Linked DNA regions of Homo sapiens: all the other regions are linked to region 1. A link is a loop called in an ENCODE intact Hi-C map of the cell type or tissue named here. Cell type or tissue: ascending aorta. All regions are shown on one strand. Each heading gives the region's core, and the rest is flanking DNA. Links, peaks and the distances in the headings are about the cores only.

What was found. Peaks named below come from ENCODE experiments on the same cell type or tissue, not always from the same donor. Only the 100,000 strongest peaks of a DNase experiment are listed, where the experiment ranks them.
Region 2: it touches region 1 in a loop (2.4-fold over the local background); 2 of 110 quality-filtered maps call a loop at or near these places.
Region 3: it touches region 1 in a loop (2.5-fold over the local background); 35 of 110 quality-filtered maps call a loop at or near these places.

What each region holds. Positions count from the first base shown.
Region 1 is chr1:203,555,349-203,561,620 of GRCh38, forward strand. No RefSeq gene overlaps it. Among named protein-coding and RNA genes, the nearest start is that of OPTC, 64 kb to the left of the region's middle. RefSeq lists enhancers at 801-1,725, 1,739-2,316. In ascending aorta, for the core only: no CTCF peak of the experiment used is centred there; DNase peaks (open chromatin) are centred at 1,253, 2,233, 3,153, 4,383 and 3 weaker places; H3K4me3 peaks cover 1,717 bases; H3K27ac peaks cover 4,828 bases.
Region 2 is chr1:203,465,052-203,471,323 of GRCh38, forward strand. No RefSeq gene overlaps it. Among named protein-coding and RNA genes, the nearest start is that of PRELP, 7.6 kb to the right of the region's middle. In ascending aorta, for the core only: no CTCF peak of the experiment used is centred there; DNase peaks (open chromatin) are centred at 1,110, 2,080, 2,350 and 2,760; H3K27ac peaks cover 4,249 bases.
Region 3 is chr1:203,501,703-203,507,974 of GRCh38, forward strand. It overlaps OPTC (opticin), which reads left to right. Exons shown (of 8, transcript NM_014359.4): 6 at 1,212-1,307; 7 at 1,848-2,043. The coding sequence ends at 2,018. LOC105371688 (a long non-coding RNA gene) reads right to left here. Exons shown (of 5, transcript XR_007066807.1): 4 at 3,040-6,272; 5 at 1,970-2,351. Among named protein-coding and RNA genes, the nearest start is that of OPTC, 11 kb to the left of the region's middle. RefSeq lists a silencer at 3,006-3,181. In ascending aorta, for the core only: a CTCF peak has its summit at 3,151 (motif pointing right); DNase peaks (open chromatin) are centred at 3,149 and 5,792; H3K27ac peaks cover 430 bases.

The DNA.
Region 1 (6,272 bases), core at 359-5,358:
TTGTTTCTGCGTTTCCCCTGCATGCAAAGCCAGGACTTACTTCCCAGAGTTCATGCCTGAAGACTCTCAGATCTCCAAAGGCAGCGCAGGAAGGTAGTGCAGGAATGTGGAAAGGCTTGCAGCGTTTGGACGGAGACAGGACCCTGCGCTGGAGTGGGCGAGGAGGTGGGAAACACCCTCCCGTCATGCTCTTCTCGCTCAGCTTTGGGAGGCTGAGCTTTGACACCTCCTTCCCTCCCTCTCACCCCAGCCTCTGCGGCCCCCAATTCAGCTGACTCCCATCCAGTCTTCTTCTTTCTTCTCCCACCTCAGGTGCACCTTCCTGGGCCACACCCCCAGCCCCCTCACACTGTGGGAAAATCCAGGTATCCAAAATGGCAAGCCAGATTTTCCTGCGGTGGCGTGGCAGCTGCCCCTTGGAAAAGAGGCAGCCCCCTTCAGCTACTGAGAGAAAGCTGTACTCCCCAGCAGCTGGTCCCAGCAGGCCCCTCACAGATGCAGGTCCTCCTCCTCACAGTGGCACAGCTCCTTCCATTCCCTCAGCCCCGGGAGCAGGAGAGACGGAGAGGAGGGGGCAGTGGGCTGGGCCCCAGGATCTTCCCTAAGACATCAAGCCTGACTGGAACACTCATTTCTCTTTGACCTTCTCTTCTGGCCTGGCCCAACCTACAGACCATGTCACCTCCACACATTTTCCTTTCATAGCTACCCCTCTCCCACCTCTCCAGTCTCTCACCACCCTCTCAGAAAGCTCTCCCTGGCCCTGGCAGGCATCTGCCTGCTCTAGCAAACCCCACCCCCGCAACTTTCTGGCTGGGGCCAGCCAGGGCCAGTAACCCCCTCCCTGAGCCACGCCTTCTTAATATAACCCTCTGAAAGAGGAAAGCTAGCTAACAACCCTGTTCTGCTTTGATGAGCTGACCCCGCTTTTTCCAGTCACAAGGGCAGGCTGAGGCCAAATTTTCCATCCATGGAGAAAGTCCAGGGTTGGGGGATGGGGGGTGGCCCCATAGGCCAATCCGCCTCCCACTTGCTTGGTTTGAATTAGTGGGTGCCTTAAAAAGGAGCAAATGCAGCCTGGTTCTCAGAGCTGGGCCAGGCGCAGCTCAGGGAGCCAGGCAGAAAGCCGAGAGGAGAACACATTTCATTTTAATGGGAAACAGATTTGAGAGGGGAAAAAATGAGAATGAGAGAGGAATGAAACCCCGGCACTCCCAGGAGAGCAGCTGGAGGTCTGCCTGGTGTGACCTCCCATGACGATCCTGCTCACCACCCTCCCGGCCCCACCTCCTGCATGCCACAGTGTTGCACGTCCATGTGCACAGCCCTCTCACTGCCCTGTCCCTCATCGGACCCCCACAGTAGCCCTGAGCGGTAGGCTGAGCAGAGTCACTAGCCCAGCGGATCAACCAGATCCTGTTGTTCAAGGGCAGCGGCACGAGAGAGGAGGGGCACCAGAGGCCTGAGAATTAGAAACTCAGTGACGGGATCAGGTCTGCAAGAGATTTGCATGTATTTGCCTAAGTTATGCAGCAGCACAGACTCTTTGTCTATATTTAGATGTAATGAAATAATCGTATTCTTTTAAAAACTGAGATGGGGCTATTTTAAGGCAGCCAAAGATTACCTGTTTATGTATGATGCATGTAAAACTGTATGGAGAATTACGTGAACACCTATAATCACTCAGGACCCTGGAGAAAATTCTCTTTTCCATTTCCTCCACTAGTGGATTTCTCACCTTGTAAAGTGGGGAAGTGGGATACCTCCCCATTTGACAAGGCAAGAAAATGCCCCCTATCTCCCCAACAATTAAACCCTAAGGCTATTGTGTTTGCCATTAAGAGAAGCATTGGCCCCAGTCTAGGGATAAGGGAAATCAGGCAGGGTGCAGGAATACAAGAGAATCATGAGTTTAGTCTGCAAGAAGTGTATTTTCTCCTTTCCCCTTTCTAGTCCCACATGGAGCTTTCATGATGCCTGCAGGTGAGGGCCTTGTGGGTGCCAGGCACTGTATGGGGTGCAAGGGTTTCAGACATGAGTCTGAACATGGCCTCAGAGTCCTCAAAACAGGTGCGTAAAGTGATCCTATCAGTATAAAATAGTAAGACAGAATTATGTACAGAGGAGGAGTGCTTGGCCTGGGGAGTGGGGGTGGGAATTCCATGAGTGTTTCCAGGAGAAAAAAAGAAGCAAATGGAGCACAGTCTTGGCAGATGAGTAAGAGTTGGCGGGGTGGTGACAGCACGGAGGCATGGAAAAGCAAAGCAGGAGACTGTCCTGGAAATTCAGGCAGAGGCCGGTGGGGCAGAGGAGGGCCTTGTGTGTCTGCCAAGGGTTGGCTCACCATCCTGCAGGCCAAGGCAGCTTTCGGGTGAAGAGTGCTTCGGTCACCTTTAACATGGGTGTTTTGGGCTGCACGGTGGGCTGGAAGGCTGGAGAGAGGTCAGAAAGGAAGCTGCTGCAAACATCCAGAAGGTGATGATGGTCTGAGCAATGGTACCATTGGGAGGGCAGAGGAGGAGAGAGCAGGATTGAGAAAAATTGGAAAGGGAATCAATAGGACCGAGTTAGTAGGTGACTCTAGAGGGCAACCGTAAGGAGGAGGAAAGAGGGGCATGAAGGAATCCAGCAGACTGACATTGTGTTCTCTGTTGGAGAGATCTGGAAGTCAGAGAGGATGAAGCTGTTCAGGAGACAGGAGAAGAGTAAAATCTTTTTTTTTTTAACCTTCCAATGGCCAGATAGAGCTGTTGGGCAACCCCTCAGCTGAGATGCTCCCCTGATTGGAGACTCCCTAGCTCCAGCTGCTTGCAAGCTCAGGCAACATCCTGCAGCCTCTGGAGGATTTAATTCAATTCAACAAATGCTTATTGAACAGTTACTCCACATAGGGAAAGGAGAATCTAATGATGATTGAGTACTTAAATTGTGTTCACAGAGTGTTAAGTGCATTTACATGTAATCTCATCTCTAGTCACCATCCCCTCATCCCTGAGAGGCCAAGTCATTACCCTCCAGGGGCCTGAGAGGTCGAGTCATTTGTCCAAGTTTGGGTGGTAAGTAAGCGGCAGTGCCAGGAGGCAAACCCACAAGTAGTGCCTTATCACTAAGTCACATTGTTACACAATGAAGCCAGGAGGTTGCAAGTGACGAATACACTATTTTAAGCAAATCAAGGAATGCATTGGCTTATTTAACTAAAAAGCACATGAGTCAGCTGGCTCCAGGCACAGCTAGATCCAGGAGCTCAAAAGATGCTGTCAGTTCTCTCTTGCACTTGCTCATAAATGAGTAAATCCATCTCACTCCCATTTATGTTCATCTTGGCTCATCCATAAGGCAGCATAGCACGCAGAGCATAGCATGACTGTTTTGGAGTCCCACAGCCTGGGTTCCAATCCGGACTCCACCACCTAACTAGCTGGATGATTTCAGATGAGCTGCTTAACTTCTCAGTGCCCCTGTTTCCTTGTCTCTAAAATTGATATAATAATATTACCTCTTAGGATTTTTGTGAGGAGTAAATTAGATCGTCCACACAGTGTGCTTGGAGCAGGGTCTGATACAAAATCCGCACCCCAACATATCAGCCATTGTTCTTTCCATCTCTGCCTCTTTTGAGGTGGGTCTCATTCTCTCCTATGTTAGATGCCTTCTTCCGTGTAGCCCAGAGAGATGGCCCCAAGCAACCCCACCTTACATCATCCTTTCAGCCTCTGGTCTCAGGAAAAGAGCTCTTTCTCTGTGTATGGAGGTAGCATGCCCATCCCTGCAGCCATCTCTGAGGCCAGGGGCTGCATCTTCTGTGCTGCTCTGTGGAGGTGGAGGTGGGGCACCATGACTCACAGCCCCCCGTGGGTCATATAGAAGTAGAAGAAGGAGGGTTCCTTAAAAGATGGGATGCTGTGAAGACAAAATAACATATGTCCACTGTTCTGTGCTAGTTGCCGTTATGACAGAGTGTGACAAAAAGTGAGTACGGCAGAGTCTCCTCTCCATGAAAACTTATATCAAAGTAGGAAAGACGAGACAAGGACACATTTATCCAGAAGGCAGACTGTGACAAACTCCATGAGAGAAGGACTGTTAAGATCCCCTGCAATTTTCAGGAAAGAAAAAAATCACACATGGTTGGGTGAATCAGTAATGAGTTTGATGAAGGAGTTTGGCTCCTGGGGATGGTGTCCATTCAGCAAGTACAATAGCGTAGGGGAAGAGGACCTTCTAGTTTGATAGCATAGGGTAGAAAAAGGAATCCTGAGCAATGAGGCTGGAAGGCAGAGCTGGCAGCAGCACATGCACAGAAAGCAGGCGGAGGTCAAGGACTGTTAACTCAGGGGACTAGAAAAGAAACAGCCATACACAGATATTGAATTATCAAGACTGAAGGCAGGGGATGCATGATGTGGAAGAGGCTGTGAGTCAGATGCTGAGGTCATTTAGAAAGTTCTGGGCCGGGCTTGGTGGCTCATGCCTGTAATCCCAGCATTTTGGGAGGCCGAGGTGGGTGGATTGCCTGAGGTCAGGAGTTCGAGACTAGCCTGGCCAACACGATGGCCCATCTCTACTAAAAATACAAAAATTAGCCAGGTGTGGTGGCAGGCACCTGTAGTCCCAGCTACTTGGGAGGCTGAGGCATGAGAATCGCTTGAACCTAGGAGGTGGAGGTTGCAGTGAGCCCAGACCGCACCACTCCACTTTAGCCTGGGCAACAAAAGTGAAATTCTGTCTCAAAAAAAAAAAAAAAAAAAAGAAAGTTCTGGATTTATGAGCATCATCATTCAGGATGAGGAGAAGCCAGGAAAAGCAGATGGCCAGATGGCCAGATGGCAAAGATTTTAAAGAAAAATCTTAATTCTTAATCCCCAGTGCCCTCCAGAGACTTCTTTAATTTTTTTTTCTTTCCCTTTTTTTTTTTTTTCTTTTTTCTTTTTTGAGGCTGGGTCTTGCTCTGCTTCCCAGGCTAGAATGCAGTGGTGTGATCTCAGCTCACTGCAGCCTTGACCTCCTGGGCTCAAGCAATCCTCCTGCCTTAGCCTCCTGAGTAGCTAGGACTACATGTGCATGCCACCACACCCAGCTATTTTTTTTTTTTTTAATTTTTTGTAGAGATGATGTTTTCCTATATTGCCCAGGCTAGTCTCAAACTCCTGGGCTCAAACAATCCTCCTGCCTTGGCCTCCAAAAGTGCTAGGATTACAAGCATGAGCCACCATGCCTGGCCTCCTCCAGAGACTCACGTGAATTCCAATTAATCTAATTCAAGAGAAGTTAGCTTTCTAGAAGTAATTTTATATCTGTGATAGGTGTGCAATCATTCATTCATTTATACACTCATTTAACATTTGTTCAGCATTGTGCTGGGCTCTGAGAACACAAATAAACAAGGCTTGGGCCCTGCCCTCAAGGATCTCTCTGTCCGGTGAAGCTAGCACTCTGTTTATACCTGCTGGCCACACACCCTATACTGGTGATCTGTTATGTGCTCAGCTCCCCACCAGACTGGGCATTCCATTTTATAAATGTTCATTGACTGATTAATTCTATCTCTAGCCCCAGTCTCCACTTGGATTGAGAGACTAAATACAACAATTTCATTTCCATTGTGTCTGTTTTGTCCATAGTCCAGAAGTCATGGAGAGCAACAGGGAGAAAGCTGAGGCTTCTTCATGGGAATAGCTGCCCTTGGAAAGTGCTGGTTCTGTCGGAAGGAAAGTTATGCAGGGAAGGGAAGGGAAAGCATTATCTAAGGCAAAGCCAATGACAGAGGAGAGTCCAACGGGCCTGTGTAGGGGCAGGGAAAATGTGTGGGCACTGGTAGGGGATAATTGTGCTGGGGACTGAGAGCTCAAAGACAGAGACCAGACAAGGGGTTTGTGCTTAAAGCAGTGAGAGGAAGACAGAGGCTGCAGGTGAGCAGCTGGCAATAGGGAAGCAGGGGAGAGAAAGGACTGAGAGGGAGAATTTTATAGTAGCACACGTGGGAGGATAAAGATGACCAAGAACTCTGACATTCCCTCCATCAAGAAATGGGCTCTATCACCACTCCCATTGACTCTGGGCTGGCCTGTGACTGCTTTGGCCAATAGAATATGACAGCAATTGCAGAGTGCAGTGGCACACACCTGCAGGCCCAGCTACAGGATCACTTGAACCTAAGAATTTGAGGCTGTACTGTGCTGTGATTGAGGCTGTGAGTAGCCACTGCACTCCAGCCTGGGCAACAGAATGAGACCCTGTCTATTTGTTGTTGTTTCAGACGGAGTTTC
Region 2 (6,272 bases), core at 682-5,681, 90 kb before region 1:
GAGATTAGCAAGGGGCAGCTCCCAGGGACCATGTGGGGAGGAGGCCATGGCATGGAGGGTCTGGTCTTGCTGCTGCATGGACGCTAGTCCCACCCCAGAGTGCCTCCCAAGAAAGGGCACCTAGGATGGTCTCCCCAGGCATGGCTGGGGTGGCTGCAATGCACTGCAGAGAGGTGACTGGATGGAAGGGGCAGCATTTGTACCCAGTAAATTACTTCCCGAGCTCGTAGCCTCGGCCTGGAGCTCTCTTGGCTAAATCCATTGTTGATGACGCCAAAGCCAGCATAAACACTAGAAGGAAACACAGTGTCTCTTGGCATGGACACCTCATGACAGTGCTCTGGATCCTCCATCGTGCTATTTCACGAGCCACAGCCATAAAAAGTCTTTATCCTTTACTATGTACCTTTGGGGTCAGACAGTCGTTATGGGTCCTGGTGCCCTCAGATCATCCTGTCTGCTTCCGTATTGCTCATTTGAGGCTGTGAGTAAGCTTTTAGCGCAGAAGCAAGCATGCCTTGCTCCATGGAGCACTTTGACTAGTCCCCAGGCCCCTGCTACCCTCTCTGGGCACCGACCTGGGAGGGAGAACAAGGATAAAGCCAAGCGTGGCCCCACTTTCCCACACCATCAGCTGGGAGACTCCCTTCTCTTGGCACTCTTGGGAAATGCCAGGCTGACCAGGGATACACAGCCCCTCTGCCTGAGGCATATTCCACAGAAAGGCAGAGCCAGGCTTTGTAAAGCGTGGGCGTAGGGGTTCAGGGAAAATCCATAAGTGAGTGTGTGCGAGTGGAAGGCAGAGTAAGCATAGGAACAGAGGGGTCTGCTCAGGTGGGCTGCCTGCCAGGGAAGAATGCCAGCCTAGGAGGGCTCAGGCAGTAGACAGGTAGGGAACATGGCTGGTGACATCCTGCAGTAGCAGTTCCAAGCCTGGGAGGCTGGGGAGGGAGTACATGGACTGAGCATGTTCTTGGTATTGGTCTTTGCCTCTGGCTGGGTCATTTGCTTGTGGTGGGGCAGGAGTCGGGAGGCTCACAGGCTCAGAAGGCAGCGGGGTGGGCAGACACGTGGCCCAGCCCCTGAACCCTGTGATTTGGCTCTGAACAAGGCTAGGGCTGTGCACGGGGGGTTAGAAGGAGGGGCCTGGAGAGGCCAAGAGGAAGACCAAGCACCACTCCCCGAGCTGCAGGCCAACCAGTCATTTTTCCAGACTGGCCAAGCAGAACAAAATAAAGGAGAAATAACAAAGAAAGGAGGCCGAAGCTTGTGGGAGAAATGAGGGGAGTGGGCGAGGGTGGGTAGCACCTGCTGGAAGAGATGACAATTCTGTTATTTCATTGAAAGCCACAGTCTGTACCAGGCCTCAGGAGAACACCTTTCCAACCCAGTTTGACACCAGAGCTTATGTGGGCAGGGACAGAGTCATATCATGTCTTGTTAACACACACATAAACACACACTCACTAGCTCAGAGCCTGCAGATTACCATTCATTCTAAGGGCATTTATCAGGACCGCATAGACAGCGTGAATCCCAGAGTCAGGCTGCCTGGGTTCAAATCCCAGCTTCAACCCTTACTGTAATACCTTAACACTTACTGACTGTATGATAACACTCTGCTTTAGCTTCCTCATCTGTAAAGTGGGGATGGTAATAATAGCTCCTACTCCTGAGGCTGTTATGAGGATTAAATGAGCCAATGCCCTGTAAAGCACATGCATGGCACATAGTAAGTACTCTGTAAGGGCTAGCTATCCTGACCATTATTATTTAATTATTTGCCAGGAGCTGGGTTTCTGCCTTGGAGACCCTTCAATCACACAGTAGGCAGACGTGGAAACAAGAAGTAACAGTGCTGTGCAGAGCTGTGGCCCAGGGAGGCACAGTCAAGAGTGAGCTCACTCTGCCCGTGGGAACCGAGGAGAGCCTCACACAGGAGGTAACATTTGATTTGGGCCTTGCAGGATGAATAGGAATTCCCCCAAATGGAGAACAGGAGAAAGAAGGACAGCTGAACTCAGACTGGGCAAAGGCATAGAGGCATAAAAACTCAGGGAACCAGCCGGGTGCGGTGACTCATGCCTGTAATCCCAGCACTTAGGAAGGCCGAGGCGGGTGGATCATCTGAGTTCAGGAGTTTGAGACCAGCCTGGCCAACATGGCGTAACCCCATCTCTACTAAAAATACAAAAAATAGCCAGGCATGGTGGTGCGCACCTATAATCCCAGCTACTTGGGAGGTTGAGGCACGAGAATCGCTTGAACCTGGGAGGTGGAGGTTGCAGTGAGCCAAGATCATGCCATTGCAATCCAGCCTTGGCGACAGAACGAGACTCTGTCTCACAAACAAAACAAAACAAAAAACGCAGGGAACCAGGATCCCATGAGTCTGGTTCTCTGGTTCCACAGGAACTATGAAAGGAAATGAGAATGGCAAGAAAGTCAGGTCAGGCTGCAGGGTCTCAAATGTCATGCCAAGGCATTTGAATTTTATTCTATAAATACCTGAGAGACATTGCAAAATTTTAAGCAAGGGAATTACATGATCAGGTTTGTGTTTGAGGAAATAACACACTTGTTCGGTCATGGAAAACAGATTAGAAGATGAGAAGCCTTCAGGAAAAAAATAAAAACAGGAGGATTTTGCAATTATTCAGACAAACACGCTAAGAGGAGAAAGTGTTCTAGCGCTTCTCGGCTCACTGCCCGATTCCTGCTGGGGCCAGAGTGCAGGATCCTGAGCGCCTACTCTGTGTTAGAACCATGTAGGTCTTGGGACTCCAAGTAGGAATCCGGTTTGGCACAGGCCCATGGGAGCTTGTGGATAAGGCAGACAGGAGAGCAGAGAAGGGCGAGGAAGTGGCACGGTTCCTGGGAGGGCCATCCACTGGGGGACTGCTGCAGCAAACGGAGAGACCAGGGGTCAAAGAGGAGAGTGCTGTCGGGAGAGCATCCTAGAAGATGTAACACCTGGGGGGGTGAAGGGCTTTCTTTTTTTCTTTTTTCTTTATTTCTTTCTTTCTTTTTTTTTTTTTTTTTTGAGATGGAGTCTTACTGTGTCACCCAGGCTGGAGTGCAATGGTGTGGTCTCAGCTCACTGCAACCTCCACCTCCCGGGTTCAAGCCATTCTCCCGTCTCAGCCTCCCGAATAGCTGGGACTACAGGCACATGCCACCACACCCTGCTAATTTTTGTATTTTTAGTAGAGACAGGGTTTCACTATGTTGATCACGCTGGTCTCAAACTCCTGACCTCGTGATCCACCCGCCTCGGCCTCCCAAAGTGCTGGGATTACAGGTATAAGTGAAGAAGGGCTTTCTACATGGAAGGAGCAGTGGGCAAAGGCATGCAGAGGTGAAATCTCTTGGAGTACTCTGGCTGCTGTGAGACAGTCACATGCTTGGAGTCTAGACTTTGAGAAACAGGGCTGGAAAGGTAAGCAGGAGACAGACCATGGAGCTTGGACTGCATTCTACAGGTCTAATTATCAGCAAAGGGCACAGATCAGAATCATTCTTGATGACAGCCTGGAAAACGCACATGTATTTGAACCAGCATCTCTAGGGCTGGGGCCTCAGGCACTTTCAGGAACACTTAGGTGAATCTAACATGTGCTGTGGGCCAAGAACAATGGTCATGGGGACAGGGAACCATGCAAGGTGACCTGAGGAAGAGTCAGGTGGAGGGTGGAGGGCAGGGAGACCCATCAGGACACCGTAGCAGTGGGCCAGGGTCTAGAAGAAAACAGTGCCATGACAGGAGAGAGGGGGCCAGCTGTCAGGCCATCGAGGAAATAGAACTGACTGGACTTGGAGAGTCCAGGGCGTGGGGAGCAGGGTGAAGGGAACAGTTGAAAGCAACTCTGTCTTTTAAGAAGGAGTAACTGAAACCTAGATCAGTGGTTCTTAACAGTTTTAAGTGCAAAGATTTCTTTTCAACTTAAAAAAGAAGTATGTGATGATAGTTGGACTTGTATGAATACATAATGACACAAAGCTACATGAATTTAAAGATGATTTTAAATAATCTGCATTTTATTCATCACAACAGTATACATACACACAAACAAGAACATCATAGGAAGACGACCTGGGTTCAAATCTTATCTCTGCCATTACTAGATTTGTGACCTTTGGAATGTAAACTGTCTGTGCCTCAGTCTCTCACCTGTTAAATGAGTATTATAGAAGTCCCTGCCTCATTGAGCTAAGAAGGGTGGGCTAAGAAGGGTGCTTTGCCTATAATAATTCTCAAGAGGCTTTATTATTGTTACTGTTATTCAATTTAGAGACGTTGCTTGGTGCACAAATGGATGTGGGGACCCCCAAGGTCATGTGTGGGGGTCCCTGGCAGGGCTGCCTTGCTCCTGCCCTCCTAGACCTTGTAATATGTGGCATAACTGACCACACATGTCCACAGACTGGCCATCGTCGCAGGATGCAGTGGGACTGTGCCTGTATGAGGCAGTGTCATTACCCAATAGTCTATTACGTGGAGCAGGATGGCATTTGGAAGCTTGCTCAGGATGATACCTGGAACCTGGATATTCGATCCAGGTGCTTGTGACTTGCTGTGACTTGTGACTTTTACAACATAAAATTAAATTAGGCTGGGTTTCAGGATGATGTGATTGGGAGATCCCAGAACCTAGGAGGACCTCACCTTGGAAGGCAAAATGCCATCACCACTCACTCGAGCCTGGCTTCTGGGAGACCTAGGGAAGCCCAGAGCAGTGCTTACTGAGCAGCCCCAGGCTAGTGCTGTCTGCTAACACCAGCTGACGGTGTAGCCTTTGCACTTAGGCCTAAAAGCCATGTCTATAGCATTCGTGTATCAGCACCCTCTTTCCCACCAGGTGTCAACAGCCCTCTCTCTGTAGGACTCTCTGTAGGACTGCTCAGATGGTCCACAAGCTGACAACCCCTCAACAGGATCACGGACAATTTGCACAGAGGGATTTAGGGGTTCTCCAGTCCGGCTGTGCTCACTGTGTGGTCGACAGATAAGTTTTATTTCTTCCTCCGCTGCCTTTGCCCTGTCCCTTCCTCTCATCGAAACAAGCAGATCAGATCTGTGGGGAGGCAGGAAGCAGAAGCCGCCCGCATGTGCCTTTGGCTTCATTTTCCATAAGCCTAGGTTCTTGGGGGCTTCTGGGCATAGACACAGTGTCTTGGCCAGAAGAAAGGGGAACATGGAAACTTCTTTCCCCAGAAAATAAAAGGGCCCCTGGCTTTAATGTGCATGTAAAAGGAGTTGAGCTGGAGGAGAATGAGAGCCCTGAGAGAGGGAATCGGGGAGCCTGCCCCTGGCAGAGTGCCAGGCAGCCAGCATGTTTCCAGAGAGGAAAGTTCCTGCAGAAAGTTCTTGTCCCCTACATGTAGCCTAGGAAATGTCAGAGGGCTGCTCGGCCAGAAGGGGCCTGGTGGGATGGAGGGTGTGCCCCACAGCAGCATCAGCCAGGAGCCATGTACGTCCCCTCCCCACAGACACCCTCCATCCCCGTTGGAGCTGCCACTGCATAAACCTGCCTCAAGCTGCTGGGTGGCCCCCCACGGGTACCAAGGACTGAGATGGAGTATTTCACGATCCTGGTGAAATGAGCACTTGGATCCAGAAATTAGAGAAGTGAAATGATAGGATAAAGTTGTGTTTCTGTCACTACTGAGCTGATGGACTGCCTTGAATACCTGAGACATAAAAGGAGAAAACTGAGGCTCAGGAAGGGCTGCGTAGCCCAAGGCCGCCCCGTTAGCATGGAGAGGAGGCAGAGCCAGGCCTGCAACCAAGTTTGTGAGACTCCAACTCCAGCACTGCCTACCTTAAAAATGAGGAGGTCTCCATCCTGGCTAACATGGTGAAACCCCGTCTCTACTAAAAAATACAAAAAATTAGCCAGGCGTGGTGGCGGGCGCCTGTAGTCCCAGCTACTTGGGAGGCTAAGCCGGAGAATGGCGTGAATCCAGGAGGCGGAGCTCGAAGTGAGCCAAGATTGTGCCACTGCACTCTAGCCTGGGCGACAGAGTGAGACTCCATCTCAAAAAAAAAAAAAAAAAAAAAAAAATGAGGAGCCCAGGCCGGTGAGGTGGCTCACTCCTGTAATCCCAGCACTTTGGGAGGCCAAGGGAGGAAGATTACCTGAGGTCAGGAGTTCGAGGCCAAGACCAGCCTGGTCAACATGGTGAAGCCCCTTCTCTACTAAAAATACAAAAATTAGCCGGGTTTGGTGGCGGGCACCTGTAATCCCAGCTACTCGGGAGGCTGAGACAGG
Region 3 (6,272 bases), core at 891-5,890, 53 kb before region 1:
CCTCTCAGCCTTCTCCTGTCTGCAGTGGTCTTTGAGGGAGTTTTACAGAACAGCGTCACTACCACTGTTGTGGTGGAAGAGCACTAGACTGGGAATCAGAAGCCGGCCACGTGACCCCGGGCCTCAGTTTTTCGGTCTCAAAGAACGGGATTGCATGATCCCTGAAGTTCCCCACTGCTCAGCCTCAGCAACATGCCAGCTGTCTCCATATTAGGAGGCGCTGCTTTGCCTTGACTCAGAGCTGTTTTCTCAGCCCAGGATAAGGCCTGGGCTTTGGAGCCACAGAGACCTGGGTTTGTGCGAGAGTCTCCTGACCTCTCTGACATTGTTTTCTCATCTGCAAAATGAGGGTAATAATACCTGCTTGACACAGCTGCTGGAGGGTTAAATAAGATAGCATTTTACAAAGAGAACAGGAGGGTTAGATACGCATAGTAGATGCTCCATAAATGGTAACTATCATTTTTATTTGCTCCCTGAGCCCTGCTGAAGGCTTGTCTCTTCCCAAACGCTTCTCTGATTAACACTGTCTAATTCTGAGAGCACGGTCCCATGCACACACTGTGTACCTCTCTGTGCCTGAGGTTCTCATTCTGCTGGTCTGGCTGTCTCCCGAGTGTCTGCTCTGTACCTGCTCCTCACCCAGAGCATGGACGATAAACAGAGCATGGAGGATGGAAGTTAGATACCAGGGAGCAGGTCATGCCAGTGAGAGGCATGAGGCTTAGGCAGCTGTGGGGTCTCCTTTATTGGAGGGTTTATTGGAGACATTGATTGGGAGGTCTTGTTTAGATAATTGTCCATGGCCCCAGGTTTAGCATTTGGAGACTTGTCATTGGGGAAAGTCCTTTCTGATAGCAGAGAAGTTGAGGCAAAGCGGAAATGTCCCCTGGTCCTCCCTTCTACCCTGTCCCTGCCCCTCCCCTGCACTACCCAGTGTCATTACCAGCTGATTAGCTCTTTCCTACTTCAGTGGCTGGCACCTCAATGGTAGCAGCTTTCCTCCTGCATCCAGTTGGAGTTAGTGTCTGTAAGATCCTTAAAGACCTGGGCAACCCCTGTGGCACCCAGCACAGAGCTTGGCGCATGGCTGAGGCTAAGTGAGCCCTGAGTGAACAAATGGGGCCACCTGTCTCTGGTCTCATAGCCCTCCTCACTGCCAGGGTCCAACAGGACCCACCAGCCTCCTACACTCTTTGCTTTCTCCACAGGCAATGGAGAAGCTGCAGTTCCTTTACCTGTCAGACAACCTGCTGGATTCTATCCCGGGGCCTTTGCCCCTGAGCCTGCGCTCTGTACACCTGCAGGTAAGGAGCACCACCCAGAGCAAGGGTGATAAACAGCGTGGAGGATGGAAGTTAGATACCAGGAGCAGGTCGTGGCAGAGAGAGGCATGAGGCTTAGGCAGCTGTGGGGTCTCCTTGATTGGAGGGTTTATTGGAGACAAGGATTGGGAGGTCTTGTCTAAATAGTTGTCCATGACCCCAGTTTGATTTTCTCCATTTTTTCTTTTTAAAACACTTTCTCTCCCTCCACCATTTTATTTTATCTCACCCAACTGCTTTTCCTTCTCTCTTTTTCCTACCCTCTGTCTCTTTCCTTCCCTTCAGTCCTTCCCTCCTTCCTCTCTCCCCTTCTCTTCCTCTTCATCTGTGCCCTCTCTCTCCATCCATCCCCCCTGGGGCTCCTCTTCTCACCCTTGTTGTGTGGCTTTGGCCCTAGATGCTTCAGTTTCTCCAGTTGCACCAGAGCAGGCAGAGCTGGTAGGGACAGCTGATGTGAGCCTTTGGTGCTGCTTAAGGGGCAGAGCCTCTTGGTGAGGCTCAGCTGGTATGTGTTCTTCCCAGAATAACCTGATAGAGACCATGCAGAGAGACGTCTTCTGTGACCCCGAGGAGCACAAACACACCCGCAGGCAGCTGGAAGACATCCGCCTGGATGGCAACCCCATCAACCTCAGCCTCTTCCCCAGCGCCTACTTCTGCCTGCCTCGGCTCCCCATCGGCCGCTTCACGTAGCTCGGAGCCCTTCCACTCCTCCCAGGTAAGAACCCTCCAAGGACCATGCAGGCATGGGCCTCCAGCCATAAAGCCCAATTCCTTATCTTTAAACGGTGATCTTTAGCCCAGGCATTAATCAACCTCTCGATCCCTTGCAAATATCACACACATGCACACGCATGCATACACACACACACTCATGTACTGAAATGTTTTTCAGTAGCCAAATTTGCATTTCTCCATCTTCTTTCCTTGACACTTATGGCTCCTGGCTCAGAAAATAGCAGTGTCTGCAGTGGAGCTCTTTTCCATATTCCCCATCTCTTGCACCCACACAGAATGCCAAGAAAGCTGTGGGAGAGGAAGAGGGGGAGGAGGAAGAGAAGGAAGAAGTGGGGAAGAGGAGAGCAGTGATGTGCTGGAGCCAGCTCTTACTACTTGCAGGAACCGATTACTAAATTTTCCAGAATTTTGCAAGTCAGTTGTTAAACACAGCCATTATGAAAAATTAAATTATATAAACTCACAATTAAATATATTATATTGAAAACAAATGTAATAATTATTCAAAAATCATCATTTTCAATTAGTTTACTATATTTCACTATTAATCGTGCCCTTGAAGTTATTTCTGTCCATGGTGTCTGTATGGGGGAAACTCTAGATAATGGTGTGCTACTGGGCATCTCTTCCAGCTCCTCATTCAGTGACATCATATCGGTGGTTTAAAATGGGCCATGGTAGGGGTATTTACACTACAGAAATTGGTAAACACTACAAATTGGGATTTCCTTTTTTGAGAGCTGACTGTAAAATGTTTGCCTGCATACCACTGAGGAGAAAGAATAGCTACTTAAACCAGCTCCCCCTACCTGCACACCATCCTACTGGGGCTGAGGTAGGTAAGATTTCTATAGGGCATTCCTTCATTTCCTGCTCTTCTGAGGCCAGGGCCTCCTGTTAGATTTGGAGGGAGCCATTCATAAGGATGGAGAACTGACACGAATCTTCACCCAGATGCGCTTCTTGTAGCACTTACCTACTCCCTGGCTCGCTGGCCAGTCTCTTGAGCGTGGTTGGCTCAGCCAGCTGGGCTGGTTCCTGGCTACTGGGGTTTCCATCCTTCCCATTCGCTCCTACATGTTCGACCACCAGAGGGCAGCCTTGTGCAAAGATAAATAAAAATAGCAATTACTCACCTTCTGCCTTTTGGATCCTGGGCAGGGGCTACTATGCTGGAAGGATGGGAGGAAGGGCAACTATCATGTAGCCAGTGATTTGTTCCTTGAGTTAGAAGGGAGAGGAGGAGATGCCACCCTTCTCCTGACCGTTATAAGGAGGCTTTGGGCAAGGGGTATGTGATGGACGGGCTCTTGGCCTCAGGCCTCATGCTAAGGCATGAGAGAGGGATGAGGCAGGGAATTCACTTACTCACGCAGGAGGATCTTATGGAGCACCCACTGCTACGTGGTGATAAGATGGTACGCAACAGAAACATATTCCTTTTCCTCAGAGAGCTTAGAATTTAGTGCAAAAGACAGGTGTGAAACAAATAAGCACACCAATAACCATGCTATTCAACTCATAAAAGTGCTGTAAAGGGTATGTAGAGAATGCTATGAATGCTTACAAGAGGAGGACCCAACTTAGGGGTCCAGAAGATCTTGCACAACTGATGTTTAAGCTGAAACCCAAAGGAGTGGGAGTTAGCCAGGCAATGAGTTGCCAAGGCAACTATTCAAGGTCCCTGGTGGTCCCCGAGTCTGGAGGGACAGGTGTTTCTTGTGGGCCACGTGGAAAGGAATCCATGTATCTGCCTCCCCCCACCTCACTGTGCACTTGGATCCTCACGGCGGTCCTGTAAACAGCCAAGTCAGAAATTATTATTCACATTCTTCAGATGGAGAGATGGAGAACTAGAGACCAATCACTGACCCCAGTTCACACGGGTGACTCAGGGTTGGACCAGGACTCAACACACAGGCTACAGACTGGCAGTGGGAAGTCTTGAAGGTGGTGGGAGGTGACTTCATGCCGTCATGGTACCTACCCTCACTCCCAGGGAATCTAGGATTCCAGCGCACCTGGCCCCAGGGAAGGACGGGGAAGGCAGTGAGCCAAGGGCCCCTTGACTTTCAGAGCAGCAGAGCTGTCACTGGCCCTTCCTCTCCTTTGCCTCCTCTTTCTGTCTTCCAAGAGTTTGTTACAGCGGAATCTCTCTCTCTGTGTGTGTCTCTCTCTCTCTCAGAGTGTGTGTGTGTGTGTGTGTTTTCTGTCTCTCTCTCCCTTTCTCTGTTTCATCCACCAATCCTATCCCCTTCCATATCCAATATCCCGTTCCATATCCTGCTTTATTGGATTATGACAAGGCCTAGGCATGCAACAGCTGAAAGCCTAAAGTTCTCCAAATGCAAGAGATCCTGGATTGAGGAATCCAATTTTCTTTTTTCTTTTTTTTTTTTTTTTGAGATGGAGTTTCACTCTTGTTGCCCAGGGGGGAGTGCAATGGCGTGATCTTGGCTCACCACAACCTCTGCCTCCCGGATTCAAGCAATTCTCCTGCCTCAGCCTCCTGAGTAGCTGGGATTACAGGCATGCGCCACCACACCTGGCTAATTTTGTACTTTAAGTAGAGACAGGGTTTCTCCATGTTGGTCAGGCTGGTCTCGAACTCCTGACCTCGGGTGATCTGCCCGCCTCGGCCTCCCGAAGTGTTGGAATTACAGGTGTGAGCCACCACTCCTGGCCGAGGAATCCAATTTTTTCAAAAATCTAATTAAAAAAAAAAAAGGTTTTCCAGAACTGGGGCTTTTGGGTACTGGAAGCCACATCATTCCCACATGCCTCTCGGTTACTCTTTGCTGAATACAGAAAGTCACCTGGCTCCTGCTCTATTGTGGGACAGGAGATCTAACAATCCCTGGACTCCTGGAGTTTGCCAGACCTATAATAGAAGCTTTTCTGTGCATCAACTCATTTAATTCCAGCAAAAACCCTAGTGAGTAGGGATGCTCATCTTCAGACTGCAGATGAAGAAACAGGCTTCTGAAAGGGGAGAGGCCCAAACCCAAACAGCAAGAGAGTGGCAGAGCTAGGATTCAATCCGGGGTCCATCCAGCCAGAGTCTGAAGTCCTGCTCTCTGCCACACTCCAATGCAGACACCATTTTCAAGTTCCAATTAAAGGAGGCCAGCTCCAGAGAGTTTCTTTCCCCAGGCCATTGCTGCTCCGGGAGGGGTTCCCCAAGGGCCGCTGCCTCTGCAGCTGTCTCTTGGCTAATCCCCCATTTTTGGCTAGGGAAGCCCAAGGAATAGAAAGAATGCCCTTGTTGTCTGTCTCCCTGAAGAAATTCTAAACAGAGCATCTGTCCCTCTGCACCAGGGAGGGAAGGAGGAAGAGAGAGATGGGGAGAGACAGAGAGAGAGAAACCCCACAGCTGTTCCTTCTCGATCTTGATGTGAACAGCTAGGCCTCCTGTTTCTCAGGTACCTAAAGGGGTTAGGGTTGGGCAACTGGCAGGGAAGGCAGAGAGCACCTCTTTAGCCAGAGTGAGGCCCTCCTGTCTTGTAGAATGGTAAAGATGGAGAGAATGACACAGAGCAGATGCAAGCCAGCCCTGAGAGAGTACAAAGGAAGGGAGTGAGAGGAGGGGCTGTGGGGTCCAGCCAGGCACGGCAGCTAGCTTGAGGGCCTCATGCCAGCCGGCAGTCTAGGTTTGCATCACATCCACCTCCTCCAACACCAGACTTTCCTAACCTCACTCATCCAGGTCCTTTGTGGCCCAGCAGCAACTCATATTTGACCTTGGCAAGGGCACTTGCTCTGGGCGGCACCCTGGTGACTATTCTGCCAGCTCTGTGTGAAGGGGAGTGCCTCCCTCCTCTGGGGCACCCTGTGGCCTTCAGGAGGGTCTTGCCCTAACCTGTCCTATGAGTATCAGCGGGAGGAGGTCAAGGGGAAGAGGCCAGGGCCCCTCCTCTCCGTGAGAGAAAGGATGAGTTTGCAATGACCTCCCCCTCTGCCTGCCCCATTCTCAGCTCCAGGGTCCTGTTTTTCCAAAGGTTACCCAGCAAGGCCTAGGGCCAGAGGAGGCTCGTGGAGAAGGGAGGGTGGGAGGGGCTGCTGGAGAGGCTGGAGCTAAGTCTGTTTTAGGAGCCAAGGCCATTTCCCCACCCTGACCTTGCCTGGACTCCCTTCCTGCTTCCTTTTCTCTTTTGTCTCTTCCCTGGGAATAGTAATCTCTTACATTTCTGCTGTCAGTTTGCACTTCAG